Regions from separate parts of the Homo sapiens genome. Here region 1 is linked to region 2. Evidence: chromatin loops called from intact Hi-C (ENCODE). Cell type or tissue: breast epithelium. All regions are shown on one strand. Links, peaks and the distances in the headings refer to the core of each region. The heading gives the core; the rest is flanking DNA.

The links. A loop is a pair of places that touch in the nucleus more often than their neighbours do. Peaks named below come from ENCODE experiments on the same cell type or tissue, not always from the same donor. Only the 100,000 strongest peaks of a DNase experiment are listed, where the experiment ranks them.
Region 1: it touches region 2 in a loop (15-fold over the local background); 6 of 110 quality-filtered maps call a loop at or near these places.

The regions. Positions count from the first base shown.
Region 1 is chr1:9,881,639-9,896,798 of GRCh38, reverse strand. CTNNBIP1 (catenin beta interacting protein 1) reads left to right here. Exons shown (of 6, transcript NM_020248.3): 2 at 13,061-13,094. It overlaps LOC124903838 (a long non-coding RNA gene), which reads left to right and starts at 13,101. Exons shown (of 2, transcript XR_007065456.1): 1 at 13,101-13,625. RefSeq lists enhancers at 9,418-10,006, 12,082-12,871. In breast epithelium, for the core only: no CTCF peak of the experiment used is centred there; DNase peaks (open chromatin) are centred at 3,418, 5,508, 6,278 and 7,608; H3K27ac peaks cover 4,524 bases.
Region 2 is chr1:9,948,055-9,964,875 of GRCh38, reverse strand. The region is part of intron 1 of NMNAT1 (nicotinamide nucleotide adenylyltransferase 1); the gene reads right to left. It also overlaps the pseudogene TMEM274P. Among named protein-coding and RNA genes, the nearest start is that of MIR5697, 11 kb to the left of the region's middle. In breast epithelium, for the core only: no CTCF peak of the experiment used is centred there; no DNase peak of the experiment used is centred there.

The sequences.
Region 1 (15,160 bases), core at 2,200-10,199, 67 kb after region 2:
AATGGGGTTTCACCATTTTGGCCAGGCTGGTCTCGAACTCCTGACCTCATGATTCGCCCACCTTGGTCTCTCAAAGTGCTGGGATTAAAGGCGTGAGCCGCCGCACCCGGCCAATTTTTGTATTTTTTAGTAGAGACGGGGTTTTACCATGTTAGTCAGGCTGGTCTTGAACTCCTGACCTTGTGATCTGCCCACCTCGGCCTCCCAAAATCCTGGGATTAGAAGCGTGAGCCGCCATGGCCGGCCTAATTTTTATATTTTTAGTAGAGACGGGGTTTCACCATGTTGGCCAGGCTACTCTCGAACTCCTGACCTCAGGTGATCTGCCTGCCTTTGTGTCTCAAAGTGCTGGGATTGCAGGCATGAGCCACTGCACCCGGCTGACTTCTAGGTTTCATTTCATATTTTCTTCTCGCACTGTTTTCTTTGCCTGTGTTTTCGTCTAATACATTCACTCCATGTTTTATACATTAAAACTTTGATCCATATCCAAGGTATCAAAGCCAGCATCACCAGAATTGGGGCAAACTGGCATTATGCACTTCTAGTGGAACACTGATACATCAGATACATAATTTCTTGTGAAAGTGTTTAAGGAACAATTGGCCAAATCCAGATTGTGGAACATCCTAAAGACAAGGGTCCTGGACTCTAAAAAATGTTAATATCCTGATAAACAAAGAAAAGCTGCTAAACCACTCTAGATTAAGTAGGTTGAAGAGCATGGGAACCAAATACAACTGAGATCCTTGATCCAGTCCTGGATTAAACACAAGTGAAGGCCAAATTGAGGGGGAGGGGGAATTGGGGAAATTTGGATATGGGGTGGATATCAAAGATACTACTTGGTCAATATTAAATTCCTTGGGAAGGTCGGGCGTGGTGGCTCACACCTGTAATCCCAGCACTTTTGGAGGCAGAGGCAGGAGGATTGCTTGAGGCCAGGAGTTCAAGACCAGCCTGGGCAACATAGCAAGTCCCATCTCTTAAAAAACAAAACAAGGCCAGGTGCGGTGGCTCATGCCTGTAATCCTAGCACTTTGGGAGGCCAAGGCGGGTGGATCACGAGGTCAGGAGTTCGAGAGACCAGCCTGGCCAACATGGTGAAATCCTGTCTCTACTAAAAATACAAAAAATTAGCTGGGCATGGTGGCGTGCACCTATAGTCCCAGCTGCTCGAGAGACTGAGGCAATGGAATCGCTTGAACCCGGGAGGCGGAGGTTGCAGTGAGCCGAGATCGTGCCACTGCACTCTAGCCTGGCGACAGAGCAAGACTCCATCTCAAAACAAAACAAAACTAGGCTAGGCATGGTGGCTCACGCCTGTAATCCCAGCACTTTGGGAGGCTGAGGCGGGCGGATCACGTGAAGTCAGGAGTTCAAGACCAGCCTGCCCAACATGGCAAAACCCCATCTCAACTGCAATACAAAAATTAGCTGGGCATGGTGGTGGGTGCCTATAATCCCAGCTACTTGGGAGGCTGAGGTGGGAGAATCGCTGGAACCCAGGAGGCGGAGGTTGCAGTGAGTTGCAATTGTGCCATTACATTCCAGCGTGGGTGACAGAGTAAGACTGTCTCAAAAACAAAACAGGCCGGGTGCAGTGGCTCATGCCTGTAATCCCAGCACTTCGGGAGGCCGAGGCGGGCGTATCATGAGGTCAGGAGATCGAGACCATCTTGGCTAACACGGTGAAACCCTGTCTCTACTAAAAATACAAAAAATTAGCAGGGCATGGTGGTGGGCGTCTGTAGTCCCAGCTCCTTGGGAGGCTGAGGCAGGAGAATGGTGTGAACCTGGGAAGCAGAGCTTGCAGTGAGCCGAGATTGCACCACTGCACTCCAGCCTGAGGGACAGAGTGAGACTCTGTCTCAAAAAAAAAAAAAAAAAAAATAGCCAGGCATGGCAGTCACACTTGTGATCCTAGCTAGTCAGGAGGCTGAGGCAGGAGAATCTCTTGAACCCGGGAGGCGGAAATTGCAGTGAGCAGAGATCACACCACTGCACTCCAGCTTGGGTGACAGAGCGAGACTCTGTCTCAAACAAAAAACAAAACTAGCCTGGGCAACATGGTGAAACGCCATTTCTACAAAAACTATAAAAATTAGCTGGGTATAGTGATGCATGCCTGCAGGCCTAGCTATTTGGGAGGCTGAGGTGGGAGGATCGCTTAAGCCTGGGAGGTGGAGGTTGCAGTGAGCTGAGATTGCACCACTACACTCCAGCCTGGGTGACAGGGTGAGACCCTGTCTCACAAAAGAAAAGAAAAAAAAAAAGCAGTCGAGTGTGGTTGTGCACACCTCTAATCCTAGCTACTCAGGAGGCTGAGGGGGGAGGATCACTTGAGCCCTGGATGTTGAGGCTGCAGTGAGCTGTGATCGCACCACTGCACTCCACCCTGTGTGACAGAGCGAGACACTGTTTCAAAAAACAAAACCAAACAAACAAGAATTCCTTGGGGTGTTAATGATATTGTGGTTATGTAGGAGAATGGCCTTAGGAGATCTGTGCTGAGGCATTAGCCAAGTATCATGATCTCTGCAATTGACTTTCAGATGGTTCAGGAAAAGCAGCAGTGTGCGTGTACCTTGACATATACCCACAGCACAGAGCCATAAAACATATATAGCAAAATGTGAACAGTGGGACTCCAGGAGCAAGGTATGTGGATGTTCTTGTACTGTTCTTTTAGCTCTTCCGTGGCTTTGGAATTTTTCAAAAGAAAAAGGTGAGGAGGAAGAAAAAAAAACAACTTTGTTCCATCTGGAATTGATTTTGATTGCAGGTCCTTTGGTTGCCGTGGCCCTCCTGGGTTATTGTCCTGGATTTCTGGTTTCTTTGTCCTTTTACAGCATGTACAATAGTCAGTTTCCCTCTCTCTTAGGAACTTCTTTTTTGGGTGAGTTATTCTTTTTTCGGACTTGGAAGTTTTTATGATTAGTGTCTTTCTGGCAGACTTCAGTGACTTTTCTAGAAGCAGGTAAGACCTAGCATGCTTTGTCCTGTGCGTTGATGCCTTTTTTGGTTTTGTTTTCGTTTTTTAACATTGCATTATGTGCTCCAAGGAAATTTGCAAGGAAGTTTTGTTCTCTGGGACTTAAACAAAGTCTTAATCCTCAGAAATCATCTTAATCATCAAATTAATGTGTCGTGTAATTAACCCTCTTCCAGTGACCCTTGAGATAAGCTTTTTCCTCTCAATGGAGAGTTTTTGCAGGAGGGCAGGTCCTGCTTACATTCTTTGGATATGGGCTTGTAAAGACTCCTGGGTTTCATTTTGTAAAATGTAACAGTCTTGGGTGAGTCGTTGGCCTGGAAAAACTGGAGTCTTTTTGCCAGGGGAGCTCTTAACAGACCAGTTTTGCCAGAAGCTTCTGCTTCCTTTCTGTGGTTTGGTGACTAACAGTTTCGTGGCTTTGGGAAAGGGGATGTCATTACAAATGGGTGATGGTGGTTCGTCTCCTGAGCTAGTTTGCCAGGGTGTGCCCAGATCTGGGTGTTCATGCCTGCGCCCATTGTGACTAGGGACAGTTTCTTGGACACTTTACACTGGCCGCCCCTGTGGCTACTCTCCTGAGCTTGTCTGTGGTGGCTTTAACCTTGAACAAACCCTCCAGGGTTTGTGGGTGGATTCCTATTGTATCAGGTGCTGTATTTTCCCCTCTTCTGGAGCAAGTGCGTCTTTTCTGATCTTCCTTCCCTTCAGCTCCAGCTGCCACTGTCCTTGCCTTCAGACTGGACAAGGCCTTGTGACCCATCAGGAGTTTTTGTCCCGATACCGTTTCCCACAGTAAGTTAATGGGATAAACACATGGGAGATTCTGAAGGGGTCTTTGTTTAAAGCATTGTTGATTTTGATTATTGGCTTGTTAAACATTTGGAGAGGAAGGAAACTGAGTCCTCAACAGCCTCTTAGGGGGAGGTTTCCTCCTTCCTTGGATTATGTTTTGTTCCGAGGTAGCTGGAGGGGAAAGGATCAGGAAGGTCGCCTCCTGCTTAGTAGAGCAGAAGCAATCACCCAAACAAGCAAGCAGTGTGGCTCACGTGATGCGTGGAGCCAGGAACCCTGGCCTCTGTAGCACAGATGGGTGTATTTGCGAAGTAAACAGATACACCTATATCTTTATGCAAATTAACACATACCTTTATGCTGACAGCCTGTTGGAAAGAGGCAGTGGCCTTAAAACTTCTTTTCTTTTTTTTTTTTTGAGACAGTCTCGCTCTGTTGCCCAGGCTGGGGTGCAGTGGTGTGATCATAGCTCACTGCAACCTCAGACTCCTGGGCTCTTGGGATCCTCCCACCTCAGCCTCCCAAGTAACTGGGCCTACAGGTGCAAGCCACTGCACACCCAGCTAATCTTTTTTTTTTTTTTTTTTTAGACGGAGTCTCGCTCTGTCCCCCAGGCTGGAATGCAGTGGCGCGATCTCGGCTCACTCCAAGCTCTGCCTCCCGGGTTCACGCCATTCTCCTGCCTCAGCCTCCCGAGTAGCTGGGACCACAGGCACCCACCACCACGCCTGGCTAATTTTTTGTATTTTTAGTAGAGACGGGGTTTCACCGTGTTAGCCAGGATGGTCTTGATCTCCTGACCTCATGATCCGCCCGCCTCAGCTTCCCAAAGTGCTGGGATTAGAGGCGTGAGCCACCGCGCCCAGGCTGCACCCAGCTAATCTTTTAAAGATTTTTTGTAGAAGCCAGGCTCGGTGGCTCATGTCTATAATGCCAGCACTTTGGGAGGCTGAGGTAGGCAGATCACATGAGGTCAGGATTTTGAGACCAGCCTGGCCAACATGGCAAAACCCTGTCCCTACTAAAAATACAAAATAAAATTAGCTGGACATGGTGGCACGCACCTGTAGTCCCAACTACTCGGGAGGCCGAGGCAGGAGAATCACCTGAGACTGGAAGGCAGAGGTTGCAGTGAAACGAGATTGCGCCACTGCACTCCAGCCTGGGCGACAGAGGGAAAGAGCGAGACCCCATCTCCAAAAAAAAAAAAAAAAAAAAAAAAAAAAATTTAAAGAGATGGGGTCTTACTTTATTGCCCAGGCTGGTTTTGAAGTCCAGGCCTCAAGCAATTCTCCTACCTCAGTCTCCCAAAGTGCTGGGATTACAGGCATTTGCCACTGTGCCCAACAAAACTTATTTTCCGAAGAGTTTGATTGGGAAGCGTTTCCCCAGGAGGCTGCACCTGGGGTCTCTCAGCCAGGTCCTGAGGATGACCATCCCCAGAGCCGGGTGGTGAGGAGGGGGCTGCTTCCGGGGGCACAGTCCTGCAGCCGATCCAATTGATTTAATGACCTAATCCTCACCACAGGAAGCTGGAGGCTTTCCCAGCCCTGGGATTCTGAGGGGATGCAGCAAACTCAGTTCAGGAAGCTTGTTTGTTTGAACCAATTATAGAGGCTTTAATGAGGGAAAGCTATGGAGGGAATGGGGCAAGGGGAGAAGAGCTGGAGAGAGAGGTGCCTGTTGAGAAGATCTGGGTGACCCTCAGGCAATGGGAGGGCCGGGCCATGCCCAGGCCTGCCTCTGAGGATGAGGCTTGTCCTTGTGGGAATGGGGTGGCGTGAACATGTCAGTGTGGTTCAGAGTGAAGGGACCTTATGTACCTTGTGGAGAAACGTGAGTGCCCCCCACCCCCGCCAAAAATAGCACTGTGTCAGTTTTCCCCCTTTCTTCTTGAAGTACTTTTAAATTTCCTAATGTAATTAAAATTTTAAGCTGTGACCCTGCAAAGAGCTGGCATAGCTTTTGACAGCGGGATTGATGGAGCTTCCATAGGTCAAAATTTCCAGTCTGATCGCACTCTCTGGAGGTGACCCGCACTCTCTGGAGGTGACCCATGCTCTCCAGAACCTCTGGGCCAGGCTCCATCCCTGGAATTACTAGGTCTGGAAGTGGTCCCTTCCTGACAGAAATGCAAATTAATTTGCCTTTTGGGGACTTAGTCAGCTTGCTGGGGATCTCTCTGGTGTCCCAGGAGAGAAAAAGCGTTCCTCTACCTCCAGTTGACACAGAGGATCTTTTGATGCCTTTGCTCAGGAAGCTTCCTGCCAGGTGCACAGCCCATGGGGAAGGTCGGTCAGGCCTGGGAGGCCTCATACCCAGGAGTGAGGGGGCGCTTGTACCCATGCAAGAGCTAGGATTCCAGCCCTTCCATTGGCTTATAAATAGAAGAAGGCTCTGGATTCTGCATTAGTAACCCCTCTGGAACCTGCCAGAGGCTGAAGGTAATGAGTCAGACTGAATTAAAGGAAGATCCGTGGCTGGATTTTGTAGGCGTGCTGGTTCCTGACTTCAGGTCTCAGGCTCTGACTTGGCCAGGTTCCAGGGCTCCAGCTGTTCTCTGGGAAGAAAAAAGAACCTCTTTTAAAATTAAGCCGAAAGATGCCTTTCTTTTCTTCTGTCCTTGTCCCCCCACTGTGCAGAGAGAAAACCTCCACCAGCACGTCCCCTTGGTTAGAACAGTAGAGCCTGAAGACATAGCCCAGGATCTTCAGTGTTCTGGGGCAGCCAAGGAAACTTCCTCAGGCTCCACATGCCTTCCTGTTTGCATTGTTTTCAGCTGAATTTCAAGAGGCTGTCAGAGCAGGCCTGCCAGGTACTCTTGCCTCTGTAAAAAGGTGGGTTTCACTCAATTCAGGACTGGAGAGACAACGAGATCTGGGCCAGAATCACAAGGATAAATATTTTAAACCAGAAGATGTAAACAGATGCCTCATGCCAATCCAGTTATAGGAACATGCAGGTTCCTCCAGCTCCTTGGTGTGTTAGGATTATCTGAAGTGAGGCCATGCAAAGGCTGGGGGGCACTTCCTTCATGGTTCCCATTCACTTCACCACTCGAGGAGCCCCAGTTGTGGCTAGCAGTGGTGTCTCACCTGTCCAGATTCTTCAGCACAGAGCCTTACAAGTTTTTCTAGGGTCCACAAAAATATTGGCCATGTGGGAAAAAAATATATCACTCCCTCTACTCTTGTGAGTTACGTGAGGATTACATTTAATAAGAGATGTGGGTTTGTTTTAGTATGTCTCTGAGAATAAGGTTCCCTGGGGCCTATAAAGGCCTTAAAACCACCCCCGGTCTGTCCTCAAAGAGCTTCCAGTCTGGTGGTGAACATTTCTCAGATATCCAGGTACAGTGTTGGGGCGGTGATGCGAGAAGAGGAAATGCAGGCGGATGTGCAGACACAGGCCTCGAGGCAGCCCAGAGAAGGTGTTGTAGAGCAGAGAACATCTGTGAGGCTTGGTCTCAGGAATCAGGGAGGGAAGGAAGTTCTAGGTGGAAAGCATAGCAGATGCAGAGGCCCAGAGATGTGGAGGGAGCCTGGTGCAATCGGCAGCTCCGAGATGGCCCCCTAGTAGGGCTTCTCACTCAGCTCTCCAGACGTGGGGCTGGATAATTATTGGTGGTGGGCACTGATCCTGGCCTCTACCCAGCAGGACCCTACTAGTCGTGACAATCAAAAATGTCTCTAGATATTGCCACATTTCTGCCGTGGGGCAGAATCGCCCCCATTGAGAGCCACGGCTGTAGAGGGAATATGAGGGTAAGCTTGGATCTGACCGCCTGCCTCAGTGCGTGGGAGGGACAGAAGGAGCCCTTTCTTTTTGCTTCCTGTCCAGCGTGCAGGTCCTGGGGAAGCTGTCTCCAGGCAGGTTTGTGCCTGTGCTGGAGCACTTTGGTGTGTGTGGCATGCCTGCTGGTGGCCTGCAGAGCTTGCTCTGAACAGGAGCCCCTTCATAGAAAGGAGGATGCCCCAGTGGTTCCAGGCGCCTCCCTCCCAGCCTGGTTGCCGTGTCAGTACCTTTCCTGCAGTAGGTAGGCGGCTCAGCTGGGTGCAGCATTGCATTCTGGCCATTGCGGGGCTGTATTGAATGAGGTCAGGTGGATTTGATTTAAATGCTCCCAGAACCTTCCGAAAGGGCCTTCATCAGAGAGCTCTGGACCTGGAACAGCGTGCACGGCACTGCTGTGAAGGGGACAGGCGGGCTACTCTGATCTCGGAGTGTGCATAGGGCAAACTGTTGAGAATTCCAGAATCACTCCCACGGCAGCAGACCTGTAGCCAGAGAGGAAAGGGTCCTCCTGCATTTGGGCTTCATGGCTGCCCCCACTGGAGGAGGGCTAGCTGTGGCTAACATGGGGTGGTCTGGGATGCGATGCAGATGGCACTGTGTGTAGACAGATGCAGGGCCTCTCCCCATCGCCTTACATTACCATTTCTTAATTTTTTTTTTTTTTGAGGCAGTCTTGCTCTGTCACCCAGGCTGGAGTGCAGTGGCGCGATCTCGGCTCACTGCAGTCTCTGCCTCCTGGGCTCAAGCGATTCTCCTGCCTCAGCCTCACACCCAGCTAATTTTTGGTATTTTTTAGTAGAGACGGGGTTTCACCATGTTTGCCAGGCTGGTCTTGAACTCCTGACCTCAGGTGATCCGCGCACCTCAGCCTCCCAAAGTGCTGGGATTACAGGCATGAGCCACCGCGCCCGGCCACCATGCCCAGCTTTTAAATTTTTTTTTTTATTTTTTGTAGAGATGGGGTTTCACCTTGTTGCCCAGGCTCAAACTCCTGGCCTCAAGTGATACTCCCACCTCAGCCTCCCAAAGCGTTGGGATTACAGGCATGAGCCACTGTGCCCAGACCATATTTTCTTTTTAAAAATTAATTAGCGGGGTGTGGTGGCTCATGCCTGTAATTCCAGCACTTTGGGAGGCTGAGGCAGGTGGATCACTTGAGGTTAGGATTTCAAGACCAGCCTAGCCAACATGGTGAAACCCCGTCTTTACTAAGAATACAAAAATTAGCTGGGTGTGGTGGTGGGTGCCTGTAATCCCAGCTATTAGGAGGCTGAGGCAGGATAATCACTTGAACCCGGGAGGCGGAGGTTGCAGTGAGCTGAGATCGCACCACTGCACTCCAGCCTGGGTGACGGTGTGAGACTCCATCTCAAAAATAATTAATTAATTTCTATTGGTATATAATAATTGTAAGCCTTATTTTCGAATTAATCTCTGATTGGCAGTGGGTTGGACTCTAGCCGTTTTTCTTTTTCCTGTAAGGTGGATTTTTCTTTTTCTTTTTTTTTTCTTGAGACGGAATCTTGCTCTTTTGCCAGGTTGGAGTGCAGTGGCGAGATCTCAGCTCACTGCAACCTCTGCCTCCTGGGTTCAAGCAATTCTCTTGCCTCAGCCTCCCGAGTAGCTGGGATTACAGGCGTGTGCCACCATGCCCAGCTAATTTTTGTAATTTTAGTAGAGACAGGGTTTTACTATGTTGGCGATCTCTTGACCTCCTGATCTGCCCGCCTCCACCTTCCAAAGTGCTGGGGTTACAGGCGTGAGCCACTGTGCCCGGCCCACATTTTTCTTTTAATTTCAGTTAAAATGGATAATGCGTCTGTCAACTCCTGAGCCAGAAGGGGCTGTTAGGAGAGAGGGAAAGCATGGCCTTGGATCCAGGCTTACCACTTATTACTCCATGGCCTCAGGCAGGTTACTTACCTTCTCTGAGCCTCAGTTTTGTCATCCATAAAATGGGAATAATTCCTACCTTGCAGGCTTGTGAGGGCTGACTGACTCTGCCACTCTGTGCCTGGACTTAGAAAATGCTGTGGTGACAACAGTAATTATTCTTCGGTAGCATCACCTGGCTTCAGGGAGCAGGAAGGAGCTTTGCATCAGGTTTGAATTGGGGTTGGTGACCTCAAGACACATTCCCCATCCCAGGCTTATCCCCTAAGAATGGGGCTGTGGCCTGCAAATGCCATGCCTCACTAGGAGGCCTGTTTTGTCCTAGCTCTGCTGGTGGAGTGCGGTTCGGGAATACCGAGCGTGGCTGTGGATGGAGGAGGCTGCAACGTGGAATATATTAATTAAGGCGGTTGCTCCTGAGGCCTGAGAGTCTGGGAGGTTGTTGCAGTTTAATTACTGAGAGTGGAGCGTGTGGAAATTCCCTCTGGCACTCCCTTTTTTGATGTCGCTAGAGGACCTGAGGTGCTACCTTGTGTGGGACTCTAGCAGGAGCTGCGGCAGGCCTCTGCCCCCCGTCCCCCTCGCTGGCTCAGAGTGACTTTTTACCCAGGTACTTGTATACTGGAGAGCAACAGGGCAGAGCGGTTGAGACCTTGAACAATCTGGGTTCCATCCTGCTCCGATGTGGACTAGCTGGGCCATGACAGGTGAGTTATGTCACCTCTGTGCACCATGGCATGCCCATTTGTAAAGCCCTGTAGGGACGTGTGTGGCGAAGACTGAATGATTCACTTACCTGAGAGTTGCCAATGGTGCAAGGCACAGAGTAAGCCAGAGTACGTGTCAGCTGCTTCTTTAAAGCAGTGCTCTCGACCTGGCAATTTTGTCCCCTACGGGACACATGGCAACGTCAGAAGATATATTCGATTCGATTGTCACAACTGGAGGGGGGCTGCTACTGGCATCTAGTGGGTGGAGGCCAGGAATGCCTCTCAGCTTCTGCAATGTGCAGACAGCCCTCCAGCAGAAACGCACCCAGTCTGAAATGTCAGCGGCACCCTGCTGAGAAGTGTTCCCAGTGATTCGGGGCAGCACTCAGACTGTGGAAGCAAGGTCCCCTCCCGCCTCTCTGTCCCTTATCATTCCTCTGAGCCAGCTGGGGACTGACGGGCAGCTGGGAGAGAAGAGGCGAGAAGCTGAGGGTATTAAAAGCCTTTGAATTCTTACTGTTTATTTTTACTCCCATCCCCCATACTGTAACAAAAAGCATTTACTTACATGGTCTGTGTCATTTTCTTATCTCATTAGTATAGTAACTAGAATTTATTGAGCCTTTGCTGTATACCAGGCACTCACTGGGCCAAGTGCTTTTTTTTTTTTTTTTCCTCAAGATGGAGTTTCACTCTTGTTGCCCAGGCTGGAGTGCAATGGCACAATCTTGGCTCACCACAACCTCTGCCTCCCAGATTCAAGCGATTCTCCTGCCTCAGCCTCCCAAGTACAGGCATGCACTACCAACACGGCTAATTTTGTATTTTTAGTAGAGACAGGGTTTCTCCATGTTGGTCAGGCTGGTCTTGAACTCCCAACCTCAGGTGATCCACCCGCCTTGGCCTCCCAAAGTTCTGGGATTACAGGTCTGAGCCACCGCACCTGTCCTCTTTTTTTTTTTTTTTAGAGACAGGGTCTTGCCCTGTCACCTAGGCTGGAGTTTAGTGGCATGATCACTGCTCACTGCAGCCTTGATTTTCCAGGCTCAAGCGATCCTCCCACCTCAGCCTCCAGAATAACTGTGACTGCAAGTGCACGCCACCACACCTAGCTAACTTTTGTATTTTTTGTAGAGACGGAGTCTCATTATGTGCCCAGGCTTCAAGTGCTTTCTTTGCATGTTATCTCATTTTCACAACCTGCCCTTGAGGTAGGTGCTGTTATCACCCCCTTTCTACAGAAAAGGAAACAAAGGCTCAGAGATGGAAAAACCTCTTAAAGTCTAAAATTCAGCTCGTGATTGTCCCCCAAAATTGTTCCACTTGCTTCTCCCCATCTCAATTGATAGGAATGTCGACCTTCAGCCACTTAGACTGAAAACCCGGGAGCCGTCACCATTGCCCCCACATCCCACAGTGCGCTCCCTGTTGTCTGCCTGTGCCACGAGTCCCCAGCTGGCTGCCTTGAACCCTCACCCTCTGCTGCTGCCCTCTCACCTGAGACACCAGCAGATCTGCCTGGATTCCTGCCACGGCCTCTACTCTGGCCCTGGGCCTGTCTCCATTCAACAGTCAGGTGGTCCTGCTGGACCCCGAGTCAGACCAGCCATTCCTCTGCTCCCAGCTCCCAGCTGCCCTTGTGACACAGGCCCTGTCCCCTCTTCTGCCTGGGCCTGTTCCACCGCAGCCCCACCCCAGTGCTGGCCTGCAGCCGCCCCTGTGCCCCCACCATAGGGCCTCTGTCCAGCTCTGCTCCCCAACTCCCTCCCTCACTGTCTTCCCGTCTTTGCTCAGGAAGGGCCCGCTGCCCACCCTCACACTCCTGTTCCCACTCACCCGCGGGTTGGCCCCAGCACCTGTCTTTTTCCTGTGTGCTAAGGATTTCCCCATCACTCGTGTTTTATTGTCTGCCCTCCCCTCTCTCTAGGATGTACATACGCATTTGGGGCTGGTTTTTCTCTGATGTGTTCCAATTCATAGCAAATGCTTCTCATCCTCCCATGACAGCACCTTCCTCTTCCTCAGGGTTCCTTGGGCAGCTGACTCTGAACTGGTGACCAGGTCCCCTTGGCTCCCACACCTTGTCCTGGTTGTGACCTGCTAGATAGAAGCTTTGCCTGTGGGTCCGGGTGGCTCTGGGCAGCCTGAGTCTTCCTTTCAGATCCTGATTTCTGTTGGGAGGCCTGGGGCTGGGCAGCTCTCGGGGATTAAGGCCTGGCTGTCTTCCCTCCTCCCTTGAGCTGTGGGGTCTACAATGGTGCTCTCTTCCTCCCCAGACTGCCCTGCCCCAAGGGCTGCCATGGCCCCTGGTGAAAGCCTGGCTGGCTGCTGGCTGATCTCTCCCTCCCTGCTGTGGGCTGGGGAGTGTGCCTGGAGCCATTCCCAGGAAAGGGCATCCAGTTAACTGAGCTTAGCTGGTCCTCCCCTCTGGCCCAGTCCCGTCGCCCCCACTCACTGCCCAGCAGCTGTTGGGTCCCTTGTACCCCGGCTCTGCCTACAGGCCCAGCCACAGGCAATCTGCTGGCCCAGGTGCCCTCCCCCTTCCACGGGAGCCTTTTCTGTGCCTCTGCCTCACTCTCCCCTTCCTCTGCTCCCTGCCCTCCTCCTCCTTCCTCCTTCCCCATGGATTCCCTCCCTCCTGCCCACAGCATCTTCAGACTCCCGTTCCCCCACCTTCTTCCTCCTTGACTGTTTGGGTGGTGACCTCCCCTGAGCTCCCCCAGCACCGTTAAGTCAGCCGACCCACCTGGAGGAGGCAAAGCCGAGGTTAAGACTCACCTGAGGCTGAGCACAGCTCTCAGGCAGAGCAAGTGGGGGCCAGGGCACCTGGGAAAGGACAGGCAAGATTCTGCCCCTCTTCTCCCTCTTGCAGGGACCGACAGACTTGACAACGGTGACAGCACTGGGTGAGTACTGAGTTCCAGGAGGACCATGAGGAGGGAGGGAAAGGGTTTCTAGGCAGAGGAAGAAGAGCAGAAGCCACTCATCCTCCCTGCTCTCCTTGTGGGCCTGCCATGCCACACACCAGGTGCTGGATCAGGCTGGCATGGGGTTGTTACAGCTACTGAAGCAGCCCCTGTCCTGTTGGAGCATGTGCATGGGGGGCAGTCCCATGCTTAGTGAGGGCTGTGATGGGGACAGGAGCCTGTGGGGCCTGAGTAGACATGGGATGGGGCAGGTGGACCTCTCCCCTGCCCTGCTCTGCCTCCTTCATAGAAAACCCACTGGTTCCTGCCTCTCGGGAGCAGCTCTCACTGTTCTTGCTCCCTCTCTGCCCTGCACCTGGGCCTCGTGAGGTCCTGCCTGTGGTGTCCCACCTGCCCTTCCACACATCTCACACAGGGCTTCACATGAATCCACCCAGACTCCGGTCTTCCTGGGAGACCACTCTGCCCGAGTCATCTCCTGACCAGGGCCCAATGCCCTCCGCTTGGCAGGTTGGACTTCCTTCCAGAGAGAGGCTCCCCCGGTCCCTGACCTACCCTCCTGCGCCGTCCCGCTGCTGCCACCCAGGCACCCGCTGTTCCTGACTGCTCTGGCTCTGCGTGCCCACAGAAGGAGCCCCCTGCCCTGCGGCTGCCCCACCCGTGCTTGCACGTGTTTTCTTCCTGAGGCCCCCCATTCTCACTCCAGGCCAAGTAGCCCCCAGAAGTGCCCCTGATGTTTCCCGGAACTAGCTTGTCACCGTGTTTCGATTCTGGCCCTGGAACCCTCTGCAAATGTTCACCGTAGTGCTGACTTGATCCCAAGGGCACGTGCACTTGTGCCATTCCTCTGCTTTTGCGCCTCCATGGGCTTCTCAGTCCCAGCTGTCCAGCCTGTCCTTTGGGGCCTCACCCTGGACATGTGCCAGGCCTCTCCCCACAGCCACAGCCACAGCCCCACTCTTACACTCCTCCTGGCTCTTCTCTACCCAACCAAGCCCCTGCCTGGCTGCTCCCCCTCCTCTCCTGCTTCCTGCTGCTCCACCCCAGCCTCTGCTCCACACCTTGGCCACAGTGGTCTTTTCAAGCTGAGGCTTGACTTCCTTCTGCTGAAACACCTCTTCCCCTCCCACTGAGTGCCCCTGTGGTCCAGCTCTAACTTGGCCTAAGCCACAACTCTTCCTGCTTCGGGCCTTCCTACGTGTATGCCACCCCTACCAACTCCTCCTTCTCCTCCAGGCTCCCAGCCGCACATCCCCGAGGCGACTCAAACTTAACCTTCATGTTCTTTGTCTCAGTGTCTGAGATCATTGATCTGGGTGACTTGACTGGTGTCTGTCTCCCCCTGCTCATTGGAAGCCTCTCATCACATGTGAGCCGTGGCTCTTTTGCTCACCTGTGTATTCTCAATGCCTGCCGTAGAATAGATGCTCAGTAATTGTTCGCTGAACTTCTGTGTCTTGTGCCTTCCCCTTTCTCTCTACCAGCAAACTCCTGTTCATCCTTCAAGGCCCAGCTCCAGTGACTTCTCCCTGGAGCCATTGGCAGCCAGCCTCTCCCCTGCCTTCCTGCAGAGCTCACTACACCCCTTTGCTCTGCCACTTCCTATGCTGGCTTAAGGCCCTGGGTCTTCTTTCCTCAGGGGAGATGCTTGGCACAGTACATAATATGTGGTTGGCACTGTAGGAGGGTTTGTGTCTTGACCTAACATATCTTTTTGGCTCATTATCATGTATTATTTGTGTGGTTTTCTCTTTGCCTTGTGTTGTGTGGTTTCCTCAGCCACTCAGTCAACTGGAATGCAGGCTCAGTGTCACGGCCCCAGTTCTGTACCTTGTGCTCCCCAAGCCTGGTTCAGGGCTGTGTGTACCTAGAAAAGTTTCAGTAAATCCTTCTTGAGTCCATTTAGTGTCTACTTAAGGTTGTGGAACCCTTGGCAGTTTGAGAAGCATCTTGACCTTCTTTTTCTCATTCTAGACCAGCTGTATCATTTGCAGGGCTCAGTGCAAGCCCCCTTGTTCAGAAATTATTAAAAATTTCAAGGCTGG
Region 2 (16,821 bases), core at 3,473-11,472:
CCCTGGCTCAAGTGATTCTCCTGCCTCAGCCTCCCGAGTAGCTGGGACTACAGGTGTGCGTCACCATGCTGGCCAATTTTTTGTATTTTTAGTAGAGATGGGGTTTCACCGTGTTAGCCCAGGATGGTCTTGATCTCCTGACCTCATGATCCGCCTGCCTCGGCTTCCCAAAATGCTGGAATTAGAGGCATGAGCCACCGTGCCTGGCCGCTTGAAGCATTTTTATAATTAACATAGAAATATAGCAAATGACAATAAACACATCAATAGTTATATGCTACTTTTGGTTTACAAAAACAAAAGTATAGAATACTTTTATTTTTTCTTTTTGAGACGGGGTCTTGTTCTGTCACCCAGGCTGGGAAAGCTGGGAGGTTTAGCTTGAACATGGCTCACTGCAGCCACGATCTCCTGGGCTCAAGGATCCTCCTGCCTCAGCTACTCGTGTAGCTGGGACTGCAGGCACACATCACCACACCCAGCTTATCTTTCTATTTTTTTGTAGAGAAGGAGTCTCATTTTGTTGCCCAGGCTCTGCTTCCCACTTTGGGAAGTGGAGGTGGGAGGATTGCTTGAGCCCAGGATTTCAAGACCAAGGGCTCAAGTGATCCTCCCACCTACACTTCTCAAAGTGCTGGGATTACAGGTGTGAACCACCACACCTGGCTTTATAAAAATACTTTCGGCCCGGTGTGGTAGCTCACACCTGTAATCCCTGCACTTTGGGAGGCCGAGGTAGGTGGGTCACTTGAGGCCAGGAGTTTGAGACCAGCCTGGCCAACATGGTGAAATCCCATCCCTACCAAAAGTATAAAAATTAGCCAGGTGTGGTGGCTGGTGCCTGTAATCCCAGCTACTTGGGAGGCTGAGGCACAAGAATTACTTGAACCCAGGAGGCAGAGGTTGCAGTGAGCTGAGATCACGCCTCAGCACTCCAGCCTGAGTGATAGGGTGAGACTCTGTCTCAAAAATAAAATAAAATAAAATAAAATTCATACACATTGTCATTTGATTCTCACTGCAAAAAAATAACTTGGCCAAAAGCAATTAGCATGTTCCAAATGATAATCTATAGTTAATTCAGTTTTTCCAGTTAATCTTCGACCTTTGGATATTTAGGTTTTTCTAATTTTTCACTATTACAAACATCTCAAAAAAGAAATAATGGGGGCCAGATGCGGTGGCTCACGCCTGTAATCCCAGCACTTTGGGAGGCTGAGGTGGGCGGATCACGAGGTCAGAAGTTCGAGACCAGCCTGGCCAACATGGTGAAACCGTCTCTACTAAAAAATACAAAAATTCGCTGGGCGTGGTGGTGTGCGCCTGTAATCCCAGGTACTCGGGAGGCTGAGGCAGGATAATTGTTTGAACCCGGGAGATGGAGGTTGCAGTGAGCCTAGATTGTGCCACTGCACTCCAGACTGGGGGACACAGCAAGACGCCATCTTGGAAAAAAAAAAAAAGAAATAGTGGGTTAAAAATAAATCTGGAAATTAAGGCTATGCAATGCCTCACTGTGTACATCTAAGACTTGGCAATACTGAAAACACCTGTGTCAAGACTGTTCATTTGTAGCCCAATAGTAGTCAGACATAACTGCTAGGCTGACCAACTTGCTTTTGTTCAGATTTTATGCTGTCAGTGGACAAAGCTAGTGAATGGCACATCAGGACTAGAATTTAGGTTTCCTGACTCTTAAGCTCTCTCACCAAGAAGAAAAATGGGAGATAAACTGGAACAGTGTAGATTGGAATTGAGCCCTCTCATAGCTAAGGAGTTGAGAAATATAAACTTTAACCCCTTGGACAATGGGAACCTTTGAAGGTTTCTGAGCAAAGGAGTGACAACAGGGTTCTCAAAATAATATGACATGGGTGTTAAAAACCCTTATTTGGGGCCAGGCACGGTGGCTCACACCTGTAATCCCAGCACTTTGGGAGGCCGAGACGGGCGGATCACGAGGTCAGGAGATCGAGACCATCCTGGCTAAAACGGTGAAACCCTGTCTCTACTAAAAATACAAAAAATTAGCCGGGTGTGTTGGCAGGCACCTGTAGTCCCAGCTACTCGGGAGGCTGAGGCGGGAGAATGGCGTGAACCCGGGAGGCGGAGCTTGCAGTGAGCCGAGATCGCGCCACTGCACTCCAGCCTGGGCTACAGAGCAAGACTCCGTCTCAAAAAAAAAAAAAAAAAAAAAACCCTTATTTGGTTGTGTGATCTTGATTTGATCTCTTAACTCTGTTTTTAGGTTCTTTATCTGTAAAATGGAGATAATGAGAAGGCCAATCTCAGTTACTTTGAGGATTAATTCTGAGGATAAACATGGCAAGGGGCTTAGCATATTGCCTGGCACAGTGTTAAAATGAATGGTAGCTGTTATTTTTTTTTTTTTTTCAGACGGAGTCTCGCTCTGTCGCCCAGGCTGGAGTGCAGTGGCGCGATCTCGGCTCACTGCAAGCTCCGCCTCCCGGGTTCACGCCATTCTCCTGCCTCAGCCTCCCAAGTAGCTGGGACTGCAGGCGCCCACCACTACGCCGGGCTAATTTTTTGTATTTTTAGTAGAGACGGGGTTTCACCATGTTAGCCAGGATGGTCTCAATCTCCTGACCTCGTGATCCGCCTGCCTCAGCCTCCAAAAGTGCTGGGATTATAGGCGTGAGCCACCGCGCCCGGCGGCAGCTGTTATTTTTGAGGAAAGTGATGTTACTGATGACAGTGATGATTTGGAATTCATTGGACGGGATGAAACAAGATAGGAAAAGCAGCCACAAATAGTCAGTGGAAATGGAAGTAAGAAAGATACTTGGGGTCCGGGCGCGGTAGGTCATGCCTGTAATCCCAGCATTTTGGGAGGGCGAGGCAGGTGGATCACCTGTGGTTGGGAGTTCGAGACTAGCCTGACCAACATGGAGAAACCCCGTCTCTACTAAAAATACAAAATTAGCCAGGTATGGTGGCACATGCCCATAATCCCAGCTACTTGGGAGGCTGAGGCAGAACTACTTGAACCTGGGAGGTGGAGGTTGCGGCGAGCCGAGATCATGCCATTGCACTCCAACCTGGGCAACAAGAGCAAAACTCCGTCTCAAAAAATATATATATACTTGGGGCCTTCTCGAAAGAAGGCACAGTGGTGGGATCACAGGGACACTGCTAACTGTTCTTAGGGAATAACGGAGAAGGTTCAGTAGTAGTCACTAGGGCATTAGAAAAAAATGAGTTCATCACTAAGAATGATTTAAATGTCTTACCTTTCAGTTACCATCAAAAGTATCATACCATGATTCACTTGGGGCTTGTACCCATACCCTTTATCCCTACCCCAGGCCCTCGATACCCATAAAAACTACCAGTGGTATTATGGGAGGGGGTGATGAATGCGACATGCCCATAGTACCCTGAGGCCTACAGAGAAATCAGGGTATCCACCAGCCACTGAGCATGCTCTCAAAGACTGGTGGAGGGGCTGGGTTCAGCTGGCACCAGACAGACAGCTGGCGTCAGACAACCCCGCCCATCTCAGGTTTCAGTTACTATTCCCAAGAGAGAGATGGAAGAAGGGTAAGGCTGAGTTCGAGAGGTGTGGGTCCTCAAGGGAGCTGCTGCAGTTCTGAAGCAGACTTCAGGGAAGGATGGAACAAACAGCTTTTAGCCCTACACTTGGGGATAAGCTTAGGTTTCCAGGTGATGCCCAAGGGATGTGGAAGGGCTGGAGGAAGCTGATCTCTCAGCATAAAGGAAGCTGTCTTTCTCCCTTGTTACATCTATAACTTGTCTCAAATATCCAGCTCACAGTTCCACTAACTGTTAACAAAGCCAACTCGAGCTCACACCAGACTCTAAACCTTCAGAGCCACACAAGAGTTAAGGTTACAGTGAGCTCCTATTGCTGCCAAAAGTGGGTTTTAAAGAACTAGGGTCTGTCCCTTTCCTGAAGAGTACTTCCTCCATATCATTGCAGGGCACATGCGCATGCGTATAGGGGGGCTGTGGCCGATTGATGAATGGGTGCAGCAGTTTGGAAACTCTAACGGGACTGACCTGGGTCCTCCTTGTCTTGCTCCAGGTGCTCTGGGCCCAGTGTCACCATGATTCACTTTTGTTTGGCCCACACGGCCTATCGCTTGCACTGCTGGCTGCTGAGAACTCACCAGCTCAGGCTGTAAGTGTCCCTCCTCAGCTCACTGTGACAATAAGGAGTTCATTTCTTTCTCTGGCAGTCTTGAGGCTTAAAATTTACTTTTAATTTTAAAATTACTAATCTTGGGCTGGGTACAGTGGCACGTGGCTGTAGTCCCAGCCACTCGGGAGGCTGAAATTGAGCCACTGCGTTTTGGCCTGGGTAGTTACTGATCTTTATTATTATTATTATTTTTGGTAGAGATGGGGTCTCGCTGTGTTGCCCAGGCTGGTGTCAAACTCCTGGCCTCAAGTGATCCTCCCACCTTGGCCTCCCACGGTGCTGGGATTAGAGGCATGAGCCACCACACCTGGCCAAAATAACTGATCTTTATGTTTTAAAAACACTGAGATGTAAATATTAACATAACATTAAGCCAGGGTTTTTTTGTTTTTGTTTTTGTTTTTTTTAGAGATAGGGTATCGCTCTGTTGCCTAGGCTGCAGTACAGTGGCACAATCATTGCTCACTGCAGCCTTCAAATCCCAGGCTCAAGAGATCCTCCCACCTCAGCCTGCCAAGTAGCTAGTACTACAAGCACACGCCATCACTCCTGGCTAAAAAGTCAGTTTTTTAAAAATCAACTTTTCGAAAACAATAGTAATTCTGTTTGGCTTTCCCTATCGCATATTTCAGGATGCTCAGTATTAAACCTGTGTTGGCTAAGAGTTAAGTAACATGGCTGACCTCACCACCTCTCAGGATTTACACCTCTAAAAGGGTGCTATTCCTTTCAAAACAATAACTTTAAGCATGTAGCTATGTTCTTGTTCCAACAATGCTGCCATTAAATACTCTTGGGGGTATATTTTGAAATTGCATATTCTTTTGAGTACCTTCACTGGGGATAAATCTGTCTTTGGAGGGTATATTTGATTTCTGTGAATCCCCTAAAGTTATTCAGTGCTAAACCCAATTAATAAAATAATCAAGGTGAATTTAATAGTTTACAGTGAAGAAGGGAGTTAGAATGATTAGTTAATGGTGAGATTTTCTTTCTTTTCTTTTTTTGGTGGGGGGACAGAGTCTCGTTGTCGCCAGGCTGGAGTGCAGTGGCGTGCAATCTTGGCTCACTGCAACCTCCACCTCCCAGGTTCAAGCCATTCTCCTGCCTCAGCCTCCTGAGTAGCTGGGATTACAGGCGCATGCCACCACGCCCAGCTAATTTTTGTATTTTTAGTAGAGATGGGGTTTCACCATATTGGTCATGCTGGTCTTGAACTCCTGACCTCATGATCTGCCTACTTTGGCCTCCCAAAGTGCTAGGATTATAGGCGTGAGTCACCGCACCCGGCCTCTTTTTTTTTTTTTTTTTTTTTTTTTCCAAGATGGAGTTTCACTCTTGTCCCCTGGCTGTAGTGCAATGGCACGATCTCAGCTCACTGCAACCTCTGCCTCCCGGGTTCAAGCGATTCTTCTGCTTCAGCCTCCTGAGTAGCTGGGATTACAGGCGCCCGCCACCACACCCAGCTAATTTTTGTATTTTTAGTAGAGATGGGGTTTCAGTATGCTGGCCAGGCTGGTCTCAAACTCCCGATCTCAGGTGATCCACCTGCCTCGGCTTCCCAAAGTGCTGGGATTACAGGCTTAAGCCACTGTGCCCGACCAAGATTTTCTTACATGCCATGGAAACTACGTACACGTAATCTCAAAAGAATTTCAAAAATGCTTTGAGCAGTAACAATTTTCATTTGCTTGTGCAAGTTGTGGTAGGTAGATTAACTCTCAGTTTGTCAGTTAACAGTCAGTTTCCTCATTTAAAAAAATGGAGAACCACAGTCCTATGTCATAGGATTTTGTGCATATTAAATTAGATAATGCATGTAAAATGTTTGACACATTTGTCTACCAATTATGAATATTGATAACTTAGTATTACTTGCAGGTTGTTTTACATTAATTTACAGTCATGATAAAGGAACCAAGGTTCTAAAGATTCCCTAAAGATCAGTATCAACAGGCTGGGAGCAGTGGCTCACACCTCTAATCCCAGTACTTTGGGAGACAGAGGTGGGCGGATCACGAGGTCAGGAATTCAAGACCAACCTGATCAGCATGGTGAAACCCCATCTCTACTAAAAATACAAAAATTAGTCGGGCATGGTGGTGTGCTTCTGTAGTCCCAGATACTCAGGAGGCTGAGGCAGGAGAATTGCTTGAACCCAGGAGGCAGAGGTTGCAGTGAGCTGAGATCACACCACTGCACTCCAGCCTGGGTGACAGAGCAAGACTCTGTCTCAAAAAAAAAAAAAACAAAACAAAACAAAAAATCAGTATCAACAAAGCCTGCTAAATAATGGGAGAACAATAAGTAGTAGCTATTTTAATATTCTTATTGAAGTATTATTAGATAGAATTTTATTAGAATGCAATGGATCTCAATTCAATCAGAAACACCATCTCTACTAAAAACACAAAATATCATTATGTTTAAAACTTTATCTCTGTAGTTAAATGTAACATTATCACCAAACAGAACCTGAATTTGTTTTCTGGAAGCTATTTCATCACTAAACGAGTAATGTAAAATGTTAATTGCAGCCTGCCCCATGTTTTCTGCCCCTATTACCAAGGGCAATCACCTACTTCACTTCTTTGAAAAGCCAAAAATCTCAATATAGTGAAGATAGCTGTGGGTAAACTGAGCTTAACTTTTAATCCACACTTACTTCTTCTGGTATAGAAAGCCATTAAATAGGAGACAATGAGGGGACCAATGTCTCAACTTACAGATTCCCTGGAGACCAGTCCCAACGGTCTAGCGTTAGCTTATGTCTGCAGGGCTGAGGGTGACAGGCACGCCCGACCTGATTATTACTTAATATGTTCTTTCAGATTCTGTCTTCGAAATTATTCTTAGCGGAAACAGTCTGTTAATAACTTTAATTCTAAAAAAAAATCTGAAAACTGAGAATCTACTTAAGCGAGGGGGAGTGACAGGAAGCTGCAACACTCCTTGTAATTAGCCGAACTCAAACTCACCAGCTTCTATTACAGAAAGTCTGTGTAAAATAAGTCATTTTTCCTTACTAGAAGTCAGAATTCCCATGAAATAGTTTTTCACCAAAATCGCAAATTAACGTGAATTTAAAAACTGGTAAATAAGGGCTGGGCACGGTGGCTCACACCTGTAATCCCAGCACTTTGGGAAGCCGAGGCGTGGATCACGAGGTCAATAGTTCGAGACCAGCCTGGCCAACATGGTGAAGCCCACTCTCGCGTGGTGGCGCATGCCTGTAATCCAGCTACTCGGGAGGCTCAGGAAGGAGAATTGCTTGAACCCGGGAGGTGGAGGTTACAGTGAGCCAAGATCGCGGCACTGCAAGAAACAGAGTGAGACTGCGTCTCAAAAAAAAAATGGTAAACAAGACTGGGCACGGTGGCTCACACCTGTAATCCCAGCACTTTGGGAGGCTGAGGTGGGCGGATCACCTGAGGTTGGGAGTGTGAGACCAGCCTGACCAACATGGAGAAACCCTGTCTGTACTAAAAATACAAAATTAGCCTGACATGCTGGTACATTCCTGTAATCCCAGCTACTCAGGAGGCTGAGGCAGGGGAATTGCTTGAACCTGGGAGGCAGAGGTTGCAGTGAGTTGATATCCCACCATTGAACTCCAGCCTGGGTGACAAGAGCGAAACTCCACCTCAAAAATAAAAATAAAAAGGCCAGATGCAATGGCTCATGCCTGTAATCTTAGCATTTTGGGAGGCCGAGGCGGGTGGATCACAAGATCAGGAGTTTGAGACCAGCATGACCAACATGGTGAAACCCCATCTCAACTAAAAATACAAAAATTATCCAGGCATGGTGGCATGTGCCTGCAATCCTAGATACTGAGGAGGCTGAGGCAGGAGAATCGCTTGAACCTCGGAGGTGGAGGTTGCAGTGAGCCAAGATCACACCATTACATTCCAGCCTGGGTGACAGAGCGAGACTCTGTCTCAAAAAAAAAAAAAAAAAAGGTAAACAAGGCCAGGATCAGTGGCTCATGCCTGTAATCCAAGCACTTTGGGAGGCCAAGGTGGGCGGATCACCTGAGGTCAGGAGTTCGAGACCAGCTTGGACAACATGATGAAACCCCATCTCTACTAAAAATGCAAAATATTAGCCAGGTGTGGTGGCACACGCCTGTAATCCTAGCTACTCAGGAAGCTGAGGCATGAGAATCGCTTGAACCCAGGAGGTGGAGGTTGCAGTGAGCTGAGATCATACAACTGCACTCCAGCTTCAGTGACAGAACAAGACTCTGTCTCAAAAAAAAAAAAAAAAAAAGGTAGACCAATCACTTGAGGTCAGGGGTTCGAGATCAGCATGGCCAACATGATGAAACCCCATCTCTACCAAAAAATACAAAAGCTAGCCGGGTGTGGTGGCACGTGCCTGTAATCCCAGCTACTGGGAAGGCAGAGGCCCAAGAATTGCCTGAACCTGGGAGGCAGAGGTTGCAGTGAGCAGAGATCGCACCACTGCAGTCCAGCCTGGGTGACAAAGTAAAACTCTGTCTCAAAAAAAAAAAAAAAAAGAAAAGAAACATGGTAAACGTTATTTATTTACCAGTGATGACACTAATAACTCTTACTATTATTTATGGACTATTTTGTAGCATTTATTTACAGTCATGGTAAAGGAACCAAGGTTCTCAAGAGAAGTGAGTTGCCTACAGCCAAGATGAACCCAGTGCCAGAATAAGAATTAGAGTTCAAGGATTAGTGCCTTCTGGTGTTACGCGTATACCATAGATTTCCTGTAATAAGTAATAAATTAATGTATCACCCAGTTTATTGACTTTTAGGCCCAGATCTTCCCAATATTGCAGCCAATCTCTCCTGTACAACCTGGTTAGTAATACCATCTTTACCTTCTTCACAATTGGTAAGTGTGTAGTTATCCGTCAAGCATTTATTAAGTATCTACTACAAATAGTAGCCAGACACTGCTACAACAAAAATTGGTAGGACAGAGCTCTCTGCTCTTCAGGAACTCATAGACTAAAATTAAAAAAACAACTCACATCTAAAATTCAGGTGAAGGGAATCTTTAAAAACTTCCTAAGTATCTCTTTTAGTTGTTTTTGCTTTTTGTTTTTTGAGATGGAGTTTCACTCTTTTTGCCCAGGCTGGAGGGCAATGGTGCAATCTCGGCTCACTGCAACCTCTGCCTCCCAAGTTCAAGTGATTCTCCTGCCTCAGCCTCCCTAGTAGCTGCAATTACAGGCATGCGCCACCACACCCAGCTAATTTTGTATTTTTAGTAGAGAAGGGGTTTCTTTCTTTTTTTTTTTTTTTTTTTGAGACAAAGTCTCGCTCTTGTCCCCAGGCTGGAGTGCAATGGCGCGATCCCAGCTCACTGCAACCTCCGCCTCCCGGGTTCAAGCGATTCTCCTGCCTCAGCCTCCCGAGTAGCTGGGATTACAGGTGCATACCACCACGCCCAGCTAATTTTTTGTATTTTAAGTAGAGATGAGGTTTCACCATGTTGGCCAGGCTGGTCTCAAACTCCTGACCTCAGGTGATCCACCAGCCTCAGCCTTCCAAAGTGCTGGGATTACAGGCGTGAGCCACCGCGCCCAGCTTAGAGATGGGGTTTCACCATGTTGGTCAGGCTGGTCTCAAAGTCCTGACCTCAGGTGATCCACCTGCCTCAGCCTCCCAAAGTGCTGGGATTACAGGCGTGAGCCAGCGTGCCTGGCCTCTCTTTTAGTTGTTCTATAATTTGAGTACGGAACCAAATTAAGTTAAACATAAATTCCTTTTTTTTTTTTTTGAGATGGAGTCTTGCTCTGTTGCCAGGCTGGAGTGCAGTGGTGTGATCTCGGCTCACTGCAACCTCCGCCTCCTGGGTTCAAGCGATTCTCGTGCCTCAGCCTCCTGAGTAGCTGGGATTACAGGCACGCGCCACCACACGAACCTAATGTTTGTATTTTTAGTAGAGATGGGGTGTCACCATGTTGGCCAGGATGGTCTCAATCTCCTGACCTTGTGATCCACCCACCTCAGACTCCCAAAGTGCTGGAATTACAGGCATGAGCCACCATGCCTGGCCCAAATTCCTTCTGCTATAAAATTCTTTAGTGTTATAATATTAAAGTATCGGGTTTTTCATTCAATAAATAGTCATTGATCAAGAGATGATTCTGCGTAGAAAAACAAGGACAATGGCAACTTGAAGTCAAAAAGTGATACAGGGCTGGGTCCAGTGGCTCATGCCTGTAACCCCAACACTTTGAGGCTGAGGTGGGAGGATCGTGTGAAGTCAGGAGTTCAAGACCAGCCTGGGCAACATGGTGAGACATCATCTCTACAAAAAATAGAAGAAGTTAGCTGGGCATGGTGTCATGCACCTGTAGTCCCTGCTACTTGGGAGGTTGAAGTAAGAGGGTCACTAAAGCCCAGGAGGTGGAGGGTGCAGTGAGTCATGTCATTGCACTCCAGCCTGGGTGACAGAGGGAGGCCCTATCTCCAAAAAAAAAGGACACAGAGTTGGTCTCTATTCTCAACATTCTGAAATGTGGAGAAGTTTAAGAAATATTTTAGCTAATCTATCTTAATTATATTTTCCTTTGAATGTGCTTTTAAGAGTGATGTATGGGCCGGGTGCGGTGGCTCATGCCTGTAATCCCAGCACTTTGGGAGGCCGAGGCAGGTGGATCACCTGAGATCAGGAGTTCAAGACCAGCCTGGCCAACATGGCAAAACCCCTTCTCTACTAAAAATACAAAAATTAGCTGGGCATGATGGCACGTGCCTGTAGTCCCAGCTACGATGGGGACTGTGGCAGGAGGATCGCTTGAACCTGGGAGGCGGAGGTTGCAGTGAGCCAAGATCGTGCCACTGCACTCCAGCCTGGGCAAGAGAGCAAGACTCTGTCTCAAAAAAAAAAAAAAAAAAAAAAAAAAGAGTGATATATGATTTCAGCAAAAACTATGTCCGAATTTTTTAAAATGAAAAAATAGGGCCGGGTGTGGTGGCTCATGCCTGCAATCCCAGCACTTTGGGAGGCCAAGACAGATGGATCACCTGAGGTCACGAGTTTGAGACCAGCCTGGCCAACATGGTGAAACTCTGTCTCTACTAAAAATACAAAAATTAGCTGAGCGTGGTGGCACACGCCTGTAGTCCCAGCTACTTGGGAGGCTGAGGCAGGAGAATCACTTGAACCCGGGAGGCAGAGGTTGCAGTCAGCCGAGATCATGCCACTGCATTCTAGCCTGGCAACAGAGTGAGACTCCGTCTCAAAAAAAAAAACAAAATTAGCTGGGTGTGGTGGTGCAGGCCTGTAATCCCAGCTACTCAGGAGGCTGGAGCAGGAGAATCACTTGAGCCTGGGAGGCAGAGGATGCAGTGAGCTGAGATGGCGCCACTGTACTCCAGCCTGGCAACAGAGCAAGACTCCGTCTCAAAAAAAAAAAAAAAAAGCCCGCGCACAGTGGCTCACACCTGTAATCCCATTTTGGGAGGCTGAGGTGGGTGGATCACAAGGACAGGAGATCGAGACCATCCTGGATAATGCAGTGAAACCCCGTCTCTACTAAAAATACAAAAAAAATTAGCCAGGCGTGGTGGCGGGCACCTGTAGTTCCAGCTACTCGGGAGGCTGAGGCCGGAGAATTGCTTGAACCTAGGAGGCAGAGGTTGCAGTGAGTCAAGATCACGTCACTGCACTTCCACCTGGGCGACAGAGCAAGACTCCGTCTCAAAAAAAAAAAACATGCATACAATCTATATCAAAGGAAAAATTAGTTTGCCCAGACTGGACATTTCTGTTCCACAGCAGGAAGGGAAGGAAACAAATTGCATTTAGGTTTGCATTCAAGAATCTGTTTCTAGCCGAGCGTGGTGGCTCAAATATGTTTCTAGCCGAGCGTGGTGGCTCACGCCTATAATCCCAGCACTTTGGGAGGCCAAGGTGGGCAGATCACCTGAGGTCAGGAGTTCGAGACCAGCCTGGCCAACATGGTGAAACCCTGTCTCTACTAAAAATACAAAAAATTACCCAGAAGTGGTGGTGCACACCTATAATCCCACCTACTAGGGAGGCTGAGGCAGGAGAATCACTTGAACCCAGGAGGCAGAGGTCACCGTGAGCTGAGATTGTGCCACTGCACTCCAGCCTGGGTGACAGAGTGAGACTCTGTCTTAAGAAAAAAAAACAAAAAAACAAAGAATATGTTTCTTTCTGAGATGATTAAACCTAAAAACTGATGCTGTTCCTCTGTCTTTTTAGGTTTTACTGTGCAGTTTGTTCAGATGGAGCCATTGCCACGGGCACTGAAGTGGATGTCTTCTGCATTTGGTGTGGGATCCTTCAGTTAAGGAGTCTGCACTATGGTGTTAACAGTTTTGGCAACAGACTGTGTATGTTTTTAAACAATGAATTTCTTTTTTTTTCTTTGAGACAGAGTCTCACTCTGTCACCCCAGCTGGAGTGCAGTGGCGCAATCTGTGCTTACTGCAAGCTCCGCCTCCCAGGTTCACGCCATTCTCCCGCCTCAGCCTCCCGAGTAGCTAGGACTACAGGTGCCCGCCACCATGCCCGGCTAATTTTTTGTATTTTTTTTTAGTAGAGATGGGGTTTCACTGTGTTAGCCAGGATGGTCTGGATCTCCCGACCTCGTGATCCACCCACCTCGGCCTCCCAAAGTGCTGGGATTACAGGCGTGAGCCATAAACAAAGAATTTCTAAAGGCTTATCTTAATCTGAAAGTTTGGCTGTAAATAATATGTCTTCAATATTTATTTTCTACTGACACCAAAAGAAGAGATATGTGGAGATGGAATACCTGATTAGGCACATGTCACAGTTAAAACATTTCACTGGGGAAAGTTTAAAAATTCTACAAGAGATTTTTGTTTTTGTAGGTGAATTCTACTTTACTAGAGCTTCGAAAAGTAGTTAAGATATTAATCAACAGTGAAACAGGCCGGGCACAGTGGCTCACGCCTCTAATCCCAGTACTTTGGAAGGCTGAGGCAGGCAGATCGATTGAGCCCAGGAGATGAAGACCAGCATAGGCAATGTGGAGAAACCCCATCTCTACAAAAATTACAAAAATTAGCTGGACCTGGTGGCACGTGCCTGTAGTCCCAGCTACTTGGGAGGCTGAGGCAGGAGGATCCCGTGAACCCAGGAAGTCAAGGCTCCAGTGAGCCATGCTCACACCACTGCACTTTGGCCTGGATGACAAAGCAACATCTTGCCTCAAAACAAACAAACAACAACAACAACAACAAAAAAAAACTGAAGCTGTTGGATTGGGTTTGGCACAGTATACAGCAAGACTTCTATTTCTTGCTAAATTGGCACCTTCATTTAAATCCTTGTGGCAAAACATTTTTAACACATTCTGATTAAAAGACAAAGTATTCCTCATAGCACCTTTTCTCTCTCAAATGTAGGAAACAACAACCCCTGAACTTTACTACTTGTCTGTGCTCCTGTCGGTGAGCAGCTTAACTTCTACAGGTAAGCAAGAAAACTTCCCAAGTAACCAATCCTTGTCAAAGGCTTACCAGTCCTTCGAGGCAAGTAACTACTCAACCAGCACTGTGACTGTGATGTTGCAAGGAGAATATTAAGCTCTAGTTCCTCTTTTTTTTTTTTTTTTGAAACAGAGTCTCACTTTGTTGCTTAAGCTGGAGTGCAGTGGCGTGATCTTGGCTCACTGCAACCTCCTCCTCCTGGATTAAAGCAATTCTTCTGCCTCAGCCTCCCCAGTAGCTGGAATTAAAGGTGTGTGCCACTATGCCTGGATAATTTTGGTATTTTTAGTAGAGATGGGGTTTCGCCATGTTGGCCAGGCTAGTCTTGAACTCCTGACCTCAACTGATCCACCCGTCTCAGCCTCCCAAAGTGCTGGGATTATAGCTGTGAACCACTGTGCCCACACCCTAGTTCCTCTTAAAGCAAGAGATCCAAGAAGCTAAGAAGTATGAAAAGCAAAGCAAAGAAAACGGGGGGAGGGGAGGGTTAGGATGGCATATGAAAAGCCATCCTTCTCACGTTACTTCCACTGCATTTAATGAGATCCTATTCTTTATCCTGTAGTGCTTTTGTCAGGCCTGGGGCTGATCTGGCGGGCCAGGGTGACCTGTCGAAGGCCAGATGCTAACCCAACAGTCTGAGCCATCTGGGTCCTGTTTTTCCTGTCTGAGATACTCGTCTCTACCAGGCTGGGCCTGTCCCAGCAGCACTGCCACCTATCGGCCATCACACGACCATCTCCTATCCTGCTATTTCAGCTGAACAGCAGGGCCAATAACAGGAAGCATGTCAAAATCAGTCATTTAGTAGAAAACTGCATTATGCCAGGCGTGGTGGTTCATGCCTATAATCTCAACACTTTGGGAGGCCAAGGCGGGCGGATCACTTGAGGTCAGGAGTTCGAGATCAGCCTGACCAACATGTCAAAACCCTGTCACTACTAAAAATACAAAAATTAGCCGGGCATGGTTGCAGGTGCCTGTAATCCCACCTACTTGGGAGGCTGAGGCAGGAGAATCACTTGAACCCGGGAGGCAGAGGTTGTAGTGAGCCGAGATTGCGTCACTGCCCTCCAGCCTGGGTGACAGAGCGAGACTCTGTCTCAAAAGAAAGAAAAAGAAAGCTGCATTTAAGTATTAATGAGCACTCACTGACAATGGATAAAAAGAAACAGTTCCGCTGAAATCACAGGACTGACATCATAACCCAATTCACCCCAAATAAAGATCTCCTATCAAATACTTTCACAATGATTATTGTGATTTTCTAAACCTCATTTTTTGTTCAATGAAGTTAAGTGGCATCAGCTGGGAGACTGCTATAGAAATAAGTGCTGAAAAAGAGGAAGGAAAATAGAAATCTTAGTAATGAACAAAGGTTTAGTTTCAAAAGACCCCAGTAATTCAGATTGTGTATTTAAACAAGGTCAATTTATTGCTTCTTTAAGAATGTAGTGGGGCCGGACACGGTGGCTCATGCCTGTAATCCCAGCACTTTGAGAGGCCGAGGTGGGCGAATCACTTGAAGTCAGGAGTTTGAGACTAGCCTTGCCAACATGGTGAAACTCCGTCTCCACTAAAAAAAACAAAAAAATTATATATATACACATACATATATATATATACACACACAAAAATTAGCTGGGCCTCTTGGTGTGTACCTATAATCCTAGCTACTCGGGAGGCTGAGGCAGGAGAATCGCTTGAACCCAGGAGGTGGAGGTTGCAGTGAGCAAAGATTGCACCACTGCACTCCAGCCTGGGTGACAGAGTGAAACTCCATCTCAAAAAAAAAAAAAAAAAGCAGTGGAAGATTTTAGAGTAAAAATAACCACAACCTCCCCCTTATAGATTATAACAATCTTCTGCATCATGACAGCTAATTGTTTTCTAGAGAAAATAGCTAAGTGACCTGCATTGTGTTTTGTCTTTCTCTTTTTTTTTTTTGAGACAGAGTCCTGGTCTGTTGCCCAGGCCGGAGTGCAGTGGTGTGATTTCGGCTCGCTGAAATCTCCGCCTCCAGGGTTCAAGCGATTCTGCCTCAGCCTCCCACGTAGCTGGGATTACAGGTGCCTGCCACCATGCCCGGCTAATTTTTGTATTTTTAGTAGAGATGGGGTTTCACTATGTTGGTCAGGCTGCTCTTGAACACCTGACGTCAGGTGATCCACCTGCCTCGGCCTCCCAAAGTGCTGGGATTACAGGCGTGAGCCACCATGGCCAGCCGTGTTTTGTCTTTTTACTTCAGTGTATATTTAACAATTCCGGGCCAGACACAGTGGCTGACGCCTGTAATCCCAGCATTTTGGGAGGCCAGGTGGGTGAATCACCTGAGGTCAGGAGTTCGAGACCAGCCTGGCCAACATGGTGAAACCCCGTCTCTACTAAAAATACAAAAAATTAGCCAGGCATGGTGGCGGGTGCCTGTACCAGCTACTTAGGAGGCTGAGGCAGGAGAATCACATGAACCCAGGAGGCGGAGGTTGCAGTGAGCTGAGATGGGGCCATTGCACTCCAGCCTAGGCAACAAGAGTAAAACTCTGTCTCAAAAAAAAAAAAAAATTCTGAAGTATTTTTGTTAGGGACTAGTTACTCACAAATGGTCCCAATGTCATTAAGGACTGGATACCACTTCATTTTGAGACAGGGTCTCGCTCTATCACCCAGGCTGGAATACAATGGCACAGTCACTGCAACCTCCACCTCCCGGACTCAAGCCATCCTCCCACCTCAGCCCTTACCCCAAGTAGCTGGGACTACAGGTATGCCCCACCAGACCTGGCTACTCTTTTGTATTTTTTTGTAGAGATAAGGTTTCACTATATTGCCCAGACTGGTCTCGAACTCCTGGGCTCAAGCAATCCGCCCACCTTAACCTCCCAAAGTGTTGGGATTACGAGCATGAGCCACCTCACCTGGCCGACAACTCCATTTCTTGAGAAAAAGAACAGTACTAATGGGCAAGAAGAACGTATTCAGTATAAAATCTCCCAAAGTATCTCTGACAGGCACAGCACCTGAACACATGGAAATGACTGTTCATCTGTTCTCATCTGGAGAGGTTACCTAATATATACCCACTATCCCTTGACGCCACCAACATTTTCGGACCACCTTCCACATCCCAGACACAGCACTAAGTTAGGAATTAGAAATGCG